Linked DNA regions of Homo sapiens: region 2 is linked to region 1. Evidence: read pairs that join two places in POLR2A ChIA-PET (ENCODE). Cell type or tissue: MCF 10A. All regions are shown on one strand. Links, peaks and the distances in the headings refer to the core of each region. The heading gives the core; the rest is flanking DNA.

Evidence for each region. ChIA-PET counts read pairs that join two places held together with the same protein. Peaks named below come from ENCODE experiments on the same cell type or tissue, not always from the same donor. Only the 100,000 strongest peaks of a DNase experiment are listed, where the experiment ranks them.
Region 2: POLR2A ChIA-PET joins it to region 1 with 6 read pairs; 3 of 35 experiments call an interaction of 5 or more read pairs at or near these places.

What each region holds. Positions count from the first base shown.
Region 1 is chr6:87,295,670-87,300,072 of GRCh38, forward strand. The region is part of intron 2 of GJB7 (gap junction protein beta 7); the gene reads right to left. It also overlaps the pseudogene HSPD1P10. Among named protein-coding and RNA genes, the nearest start is that of SMIM8, 25 kb to the right of the region's middle. In MCF 10A, for the core only: no CTCF peak of the experiment used is centred there; a DNase peak (open chromatin) is centred at 1,652.
Region 2 is chr6:87,414,366-87,418,768 of GRCh38, forward strand. CFAP206 (cilia and flagella associated protein 206) reads left to right here. Exons shown (of 13, transcript NM_001031743.3): 5 at 1,321-1,509; 6 at 2,304-2,462; 7 at 3,843-4,051. Among named protein-coding and RNA genes, the nearest start is that of CFAP206, 8.6 kb to the left of the region's middle. In MCF 10A, for the core only: no CTCF peak of the experiment used is centred there; no DNase peak of the experiment used is centred there.

The sequences.
Region 1 (4,403 bases), core at 131-4,130:
CAGTTCATTGCTGCCTGGCAATCTAGTGGCATGAAGGACGTTGCCCCACACCATGGCTGACCGTCAGCAGAGCCACCGCTCTGGTCCCAGCCAGATACCCTGTCTCCTCCCAGAAATTGAAGGGCTCATATTTTCAATATTTGCACTTAAAGCATTAAATATGTTCTAAGCAATTTCCATGTCCAAGAAATGTTTTGAGATCTTATTTTTCCTAAGAAAGAAGAACTCACATATTACCTAACATCAATTTAGCTACCACTGCCTCAGACCTTTCAGGGTTTGACAGGGCTTTAAGTTGATGATGGCATGTGCCTCCAGCCCTAATTAGTTTTCTGGTTGTTGAGTCAACAAATGAAAAGCCATATTTCACTCTTCAGCGTTTTGTGGATCTTAAGAAAACAAGTGTGCAGTATCAGAAAACATTTAGAGCCAACTAATGTATTTGCTGTATATACAGTACAATAGTGACTATAGTCAGGTGACAGATAAATCTAGGATTTTATCTTGCTCCTTCCTTATTTGAATTTGCTTAAGAAAAACTGTGTGTGCACAGGGATGTTAATGCAGGTGTTGGGAAACAAACAAAAAATTGATCTCCACCAACTTTTGCCAAATAAACAATTCTTAACCACTTTCACACATACCCCCAAGAAGAATCCTATTTTAAGAGTTAAATTTTATATAGAGACATAAACACAGGCAATAGAATCCTATTCTAGAAAATTTATATAAATCCTTATACTTTAAATGTACCCTGTAGATTAATATATGAAACATAAATATGGACATAAGTAATGATCTCCCATCTAGAGTGATTGGAATAGACTCATTGCAACTATATCTTCATTATGTCCTCAGGAATTGTTGCCCTAATTATCTGGCAATAATGTGAAGGTATTGGGTAACAGCGTCTGACAGGTAATAGGTATTTAATGAATGTTAGTTCAATTTAAGGTTAAAGAGGAAAAGTATAAATAATATTACAAGTGTGTTGGACTGAAGACTTGGAGGGAAAGAGAGAAAGGATTTGGGGAATAACTATTACTCTTTTGTTCCTCCTCTTGGGAAGTCCTATTGACATGAGACTATTAGGGGAAGGGGGTTGATGTGGTACTGAATCTCTCCAAGATCGTATGTATGAATTTATATAAAGGGAAAAGACCTAGCCATCTTTTCTTGGTCTATGATTATTTCAGAGCCGACATTCTAAATTAGCCAACTCTTTGCAGGGGCTGATCTTTAATAATATTTAAATACAAGGTAGATTTACCCTGAAGCTAATGAAGTTTAAGCTTCATGGCCCCTGTCAGGCCCTGGGAAGGGCCTGGGCAGTATGTTCTCATAGTAACATGTTTCTGTAAAATCTGCAAATACATTTTAACCATAATCAGTCAAAACAGCTGTCTCTTTCTACTGTAATTTTTCCTTCATTGCACTTCCCCTCCTGTTAGATAGAGTTGGAGTGGCCACAGGACCCAACGAAGGGTTTGGGTAAGCTAATTTGGGCTTAGTTTTGATTTAGTGAGGTGTATTTATGTGGTTCACATTCAATCATATTTACAGTTAATTTATGGCTATGTGTTATGGTATAGGGGTAGCTTCCAAGAATCATACTACCTCCCACTGTGCTGACTCACCCAATGTTGTAACCAAAGGAGCAGAGATCAATGTCTCATTGCAATTTGGATGTGTCCAGTGATACCCAGCATCAAAAGAATGTGAGTTTGGAAGAGAAATATATCAAGGCAGATTTTAGTCTGTGGAAAAATCTTCCAAATATGGAGAAACTTAATGGAAGTTTTCCACAAATTGATCATTCCCAGTGTAAATATTATTAGTAAAAAGTAATCAGAAAAAAGAATATAAAATTAAAAATTGTTAATAATAAAAAGCACATTTTAAACAACTACACTAGAGAAATGACTGAATTATCTTTGTTGATTCTCTAGAGAAAATTTAACCAAGTTACTGTCACATGAAAAGGCAATTGAATATACAGAAAATAAAAGCTCCTTAAGGAATTTAGTCTAGTAGATTATAGAAACATTTCTAGGCTTCCACAAATGATTACAGTGTCATGAGGCAGGAGCTTCTAGTAGGATGAGCACTGAGTTAGTGGTGCTCCTCACTCCACCTGGACAGGCAGGGTCAGGGCAAATGAGGAGACTGGGTTTGAGGACTTAAAGATTTTGTAGAAACAGTTCACTTGACCCTAGAATGCAGGGCCATCTTTCTCTTTGGTTTTCTTATGATGATCCTCCAGAGAAGGGCTTGTCTTGGACAAGGCAAGGAGATAAAGAGTGTTTGAACAACTCTGTCACCAGAATTAAAGAGGTTTGATCAATCAAAAGTAAGTAAAAGTGTTCTGGTCCTTGAAAGCAGGTATTGGCTGGAGTCAGAGACAGAATCAAAGGGAATGGAGGGCTCTCCTCCTATTGGCTATGACAGATTTGTGGCCAATCAATCCTCTAGCTGAGAACAACTAGAATGGCTAATATAACTAAAAAACAAAACAAAGTTAAATTGTCTGAAGGCATCAGAGAGCCACCAGTGTAACTGGGGATTGTGGAACCAAGATCACTGAGAGAAAGAAAATTCACTGAAGCCAACCCAACATTCACCTTCTCTATTTCCCTTAGGTTTTCACTGATATAGAAGCAGCACAGGCCAAGAAGTGGAGAACCAAGAGGAAAGTGAATACTGTCAGGTTGAGGACTGAAGTTGAGCTATTGGCATATCTTGGTGCTAGTGAGTTAAAATTAGTCTTCAGTGTTTGCCAACGTAAAGAAGTCCTGGTACATACCCCAGAATTTCAGTAAGGCAAATAAGAAATGAAAGGGCTGAAATCCAACTCTAAATCACATGGAGTCCTTATCTGATGAAGATGATATGTTCCTACTCTGTGTCTCAGAAGCTAAAAACAAAACAAAACAAAAAAATACTTCTCAAGAGGAAAACAGCATTATCTAGAAAGAACTAACTTCTATAGTGTAAAATGCATAATTTCAGCCATTTAATCAAAACCATGGAAATGGGCTCGCCCCTCACTCGCCACTGACGACCTGTCTCACCGCACCCACGCCTCGCTGCCATCCGACAGAAATGCTTCAATTACCCACAGTCTTGCCAGATGAGACCGGTGTCCAGGGTACTAGCCCCTTATCTCACAGGATTTTGCCAAAGATGTAAAATTTGGTGCAGATTCCCAAGCCTTACTGCTTCAGGGTGTAGACTTTTTAGCAGATGCTGTAGCTGTTACAATAGGGCCAAAAACAATGATTGATCAACTGGGGAAGTTCTAAAGTAACAAAAGATGGTGTGACTGTTCCAAAGTCAATTGATGTAAAGGATAAACATAAAAATATTGGAGTTAAACTTGTTCAAGATGTTGCTAATAACACAAATGAAGAAGCTGGGGAGGCCATCACCAGTGCTATTGTACTGCCATGCTCTTTTGCCAAGAAAGGCTTTGAAAAGATTAGCAAAAGTGCTAATCCTGTGGAAATCAGAAGTGTGATGTTAGCTGTTGATGTTATAATTGCTGAACTTAAGAAGCTGTCTGAACCATGACAACCCCTGGAGAAATTGCTCAGGTTGCTACGATTTCTGCAAATGGAGACAAAGAAATTGTCAACATCATTTCTGATGCAAATAAATTTGGAAGAAAGGGTGTCCTCACAGTAAAGGATGGAAAAACACTGAATGATGAATTAGAAATTATTAAAGGCATAAAGTTTGATTGAGGCTATATTTCTCCATACTTTATTAATACGTCAAAAGGTTAGAAATGTGAATTCCAGGATGCCTATGTTGTATTGAATGAAATGAAAATTTCTAGTGTCCAGACCACTGTACCTGCTCTTTAAATTGCCAATCCTCACTGTAAGTCCTTGGTCATAATTGCTGAAGATATTGATAGAGAAGCTCGAAGTACATTCATTTTTAATAGGCTAAAAGTTGGTCTTCAGATCATAGCAGTCAAAGCTCCAGATTTTGGTGACAACAGAAAGAACCAACGTGAAGATACAGCTATTGCTACTGGTGGTCTGGTGTTTAGTGAAGAGGGGTTAGCCCTAAATTTTGAAGCTATTTAGCCTCGTAACTTAGAAAAAGTTGGAGAGGTCATTTTGACCAAATATGATGCTATGCTTTTAAAAGGAAAATGTTTTTCCTTTTAAGGCTCAAATTGAAAAATATATTCAAGAAATCGTTGAGCAGTTAGATGTTACAACTAGTGAATATGAAAAGGAAAAACTGAATGTATGTCTGGCAAAACTTTCAGATGGAGTAGCAGTGCTGAAGGCTGGTGGGACAAGTGATGTCAAAGTGAATGAATGAAAGACAGAGTTACAGATGCCCTTAATGCTGTAAGAGCTGCTGTTGAAGAAGGCATTGCTCTGGGA
Region 2 (4,403 bases), core at 238-4,237, 120 kb after region 1:
CAGATCACTGCAACCTCTGACTCCCATGTTGAAGCAATTCTCCCACCTCAGCCACCCGAGTAGCTGGGACTATAGGTGTGTGCCACCATGCCCAGCTAATTTTTGTATTCTTAGTAGAGACGGGATTTCACCATGTTGCCCAGGCTGGTGTCGAAATCCAGGCCTCAAGCGATCTGTCTACGCCTTAGACTCCCAAAGTGCTGGGATTATCAGTGTGAGCCACCATGCCTGGCTCATTATGTAAATAATTTAATGCATACATCAAAGACAAGTTGGAAACAAAAGAAAAAGGAAAATGTAATTCTCTATGGACTGCCTCTGCACCTGCTATATAAAACAAGTCTATTTCTCTATGGACTACCTCTACCTCTACTGTATAGTACAATCATTATTAACAATTTGGTGATGTTTCTCTTTGTTAGTTTCAGTTATGCTACCTATGTAAAAGTATATATCTTGCGTTTTTGCTTAATAGTGAAATTTTAAAGCAAGAAATAGTCATATAATTGATAAAATTTAACCTATAGATTTTTAAATTTGTTATTTAAACATATTTTTAATTTGCAAAAAGTTCTCAGTTGGTTTTGTGGCAAGGGTATAGGTATAAACTGTGCGTGGTGGATATGTTAATTATTGACCTTGTAATAGTAATATGGGTTGTCTTATAGAGTCATTGCAGAATTGTACTTGCAACAACTCAGGGAACATAGTGTCCTGCCAAAGTGAAGCCTGTCCCTCAGCATATCACAGGAGGAATGAGGAGGGATACAGTTCTCGATGCAACATCGTATTATCAATAATGCTTTTCAGAGGAAATTTATCTAGAACTGAAATAAAAATACACGTAACCGAAAGGAACATATATACTACATATATATTTCTGCTACTATATATGCTTATGTATAGTATACTACATGTGCTTACATATAGCATAAATATATAATATGTATATATTTATTTTTTCATATAGTATTAAAATTAAAATATATAATATATATTTTGTAGAAATGGTCTTCTTTATTTTCTGCTTAATTGGGAGGTTTTAGCCTTTTCTGATATCTCCTGTTTAGTTTGGCTGTTTAAAGTCTTAGGTGTTTTGACAAAGTATTCCATTTAAGTCACTGTAATAAATCTTCCCTCCTGGATTTTTGTCTTGAGGCTACATGCTGGCCACTGTTTTTTATTTCATTATTACAGCTTAAGAAATTACTTGTTTTCCTGAAGTAGAATTGCCATATCCAATCCAGTTTTTCTCTAGTTCTTACGTAAGAAGAATTCTAAAAATTAAATATATAGAACATTGTTATTTGGCAATTTTAGTGGAATTTCTCGAAGAACATCACCGGGTCCTAGAGTCTAGATTAGGCTCTGTTACCCGAGAAATTACAGATAACAGAGCATGTGCTAAAGAAGAATTGGAAAGCCTCTACCGGAAGATTATCAGCTATGTGTTACTCCGCTCTGGCCTTGGATCCCCTACAGACATCAAGACTGTCAGAGAGGTAACAGGTAAAAAGTATAACCAATTTCCATTTCATAAGTGAAAATATATGGTCATTGTATTTTATAAAACATGTTAAATTAGAAGTGTTAAAGATTGAAGTTCCCTTTTTATCTGAAAAAAAAAAAAAAATCAGCACAAATGAGTTAAAATGTACCCAGTCTCCTTTTACACTGTGTATCCATTCTAAAACTCAAGTAGCACCTCTAGAAAGTGAAATATTGCTAATTTTCCTAGAGCTGTACATATCTAGGCACCTATTACACCCCATTAGAGAAACATTGATAGTAGGATTGAGGGTACCAGGCTGATTGAGTAAATGGAAAAGCTGAAAACGGATATTTCATATTGATGAAAGAAATTGAGTCTGTCATTTAAAATGGGTGATGGAATGGGGCACCATTTTATCCTTAGGAAGTCTTTGCCCTCTTTCATCCTTTAAAATGAGGAATAGGAAAAATGTCTAGCTCTCCTATGGCTTTCTTCCATAATTATTTTAAAGCATCCATTTTTTGGCTCAGATCCCTAATTAGAAAGCTTGTTTTCATGCCCATTGCCAAAAAGTTACTGCTGGATGCTTAATTATTAAAAATGGACATGAGGCAATGGCATAACTCTCAGTAATCCAGCTTTGATGCGTGATAAGTTTTATTATGTATCCTATAATCAGGTATCAGTAATTTAAAGAATCATATAAGTAACTCAGACCCTTAACTTGCTGCTAAAGAAAAACGTTATTTAACGTCTGATATCTTTATTCTATCATTTTGTTTTCCTTTTTTTTTTTTCTGGTTTATTTTAGCTGCTCTACAGAGTGTTTTTCCTCAGGCAGAGCTTGGGACATTTCTAACTCTTTCTAAGAAGGACAAAGAACGCCAGCTGAAAGAACTCACCATGATTGTTACTGGAATTCGTTTATTTAACAGAGACTGTGGAAAAGGAGGAGAAGGCATTGATGATTGTAGGTATATCATTAGATTAATTCTAAAGGTTATGTATGTTTAAAATTTAACTTGCACAGTGAGGAAAATAATAAACAACACACCACTGGCATTCTTAAATTTAAGATTTGCATTTTTTACTGTTTCCTTAAGAATAACTACTGTTTATAATGTGTAGTGATTTTTACTTTTGCTGGGGCAAGACTTTACATTTTATGTACCATGAAGCTAGTAGGAGAAAGTGAATCAGTGAAAGCAATGAAGGGTCCTGCTCAAAGCTAACCTCCCAGTTCAGCAGGGCTTTGTGTTCATTACTGCAAGTCCGTAACCAAAAGGGAGTACAATTTAGTTATTTAAAAAATAAAAATCTTCCTGAAAACAGTTCCTGGTGCAGTTAATGGAATGAAAAGATCCACGAGGAGATATTTCAAATCTCTAAATTCGGGGGCATTTACTTTGTGGTTATATACTTAATGCATTCTTTATAAGTTTGAAAGTACTTATGAAATATTTAATGAAGTACCTACCAGTAGAAGTAACTTCCTTATGAAATTTGGTACTCCTGTAGGCCCACTGATAAGGTGTTAGTGTCTTTCACCAAATCACTAATCTAGTATAAAAGGGTAATTTTTTCTATTTTAAAAACTGTTCTAAAAAGTCAAATTTCCATTTTCATAAATGACCCTCCCTTGCTAGACTATTCTGTCATTTTTCACCATCCAGATGAGTTTCTTAACAAACGTTCCTTTTTTTTTTTTTTTTAATAACTAGAAAAGAAGATATACAAAAGGAAGGGTCAGTGGCTTTTCTGGAAGCACATGGTTAACAACACATAATACCAAACTCTGCCTATTCTCTGAACTCTTCTATATTTAGTGGCAAAAGCTGACCTACTGTAACTGGGTTATCATTCTGTTAATATCTTTTGTTTGAACTTGTTTTAGATTCTTTTTTTTTTTTTTTTTGAGATGGAGTTTCGTTCTTGTCGCCCAGATTGGAGTGCAGTGGCGCGATCTCGGCTTACTGCAACCTCCGCCTCCCGGGTTCAAGTGATTCTCCTGTGCTGGGATTACAGGCATGCGCCACCACGCTCAGCTAATTTTTGTGTTTTTAGTAGAGACGGGGTTTCACCATGTTGGCCAGGATGGTCTCAATCTCTTGACCTCGTGATCCGCCCGCCTCGGCCTCCCAAAGTGCTAGGATTACAGGTGTGAGCCACCACCCCCGGCCTAGATTTTCTTTATGTTGTGGGACCCAGGAAACACATGCCTCATTATTACTAATTTGATTGGGGAGAAAAACCCTAACTTAATGTTTAAAATGTAACTACTTTCTAGGCTTCTTCTCCTTAATTGTTTTTAGTCTCCTTTATGGCTGCCTTTTCATACTCTTACAAACAGTGCCAGCTGTTCTCCATGTAGCAATCCCAGCCACCATGCAGCATATTGATTACCAGCTTGAGACTGCCCGGAGCCAGGTATACCGCTACACAGCCATCCTTGAGAAGGCAGCCAACGACCCACTCATGAGGGCTGAACTTCAGCCATATATGTTAAAAGAAGCGCTATATAATATACGACAATATGAGGTCTTCCTTCAGATCATTTTGGTGAGTTAAGTTCATAAGACCTGACCTTTTCTATATAATGCAATCTCTTTATATAAGGCCACATCAGGTAGAACCAGGTCACTAATTAAGGAGAAAACCTCAGTAACTGCTCGGTTTATATTGCTTTGGTAGAGTTAGGAATCAAAATAGAAACAGAAAAGTTGGGTTTTGATTTTAATGAAAATATTTTGGTAGAAGTTGAATTTGTATTTTTTCATTGGTACTTGATAATATGATTGTTAGCATGCTGTAGTTAAACAGTGGTGTATATGTAAGTAATACTATGTTTATTTTAGTTCAGAGCAAGTATGTAACATTGTTTGGCAGGTAGTTGCCTTTCAAATAATTTTTG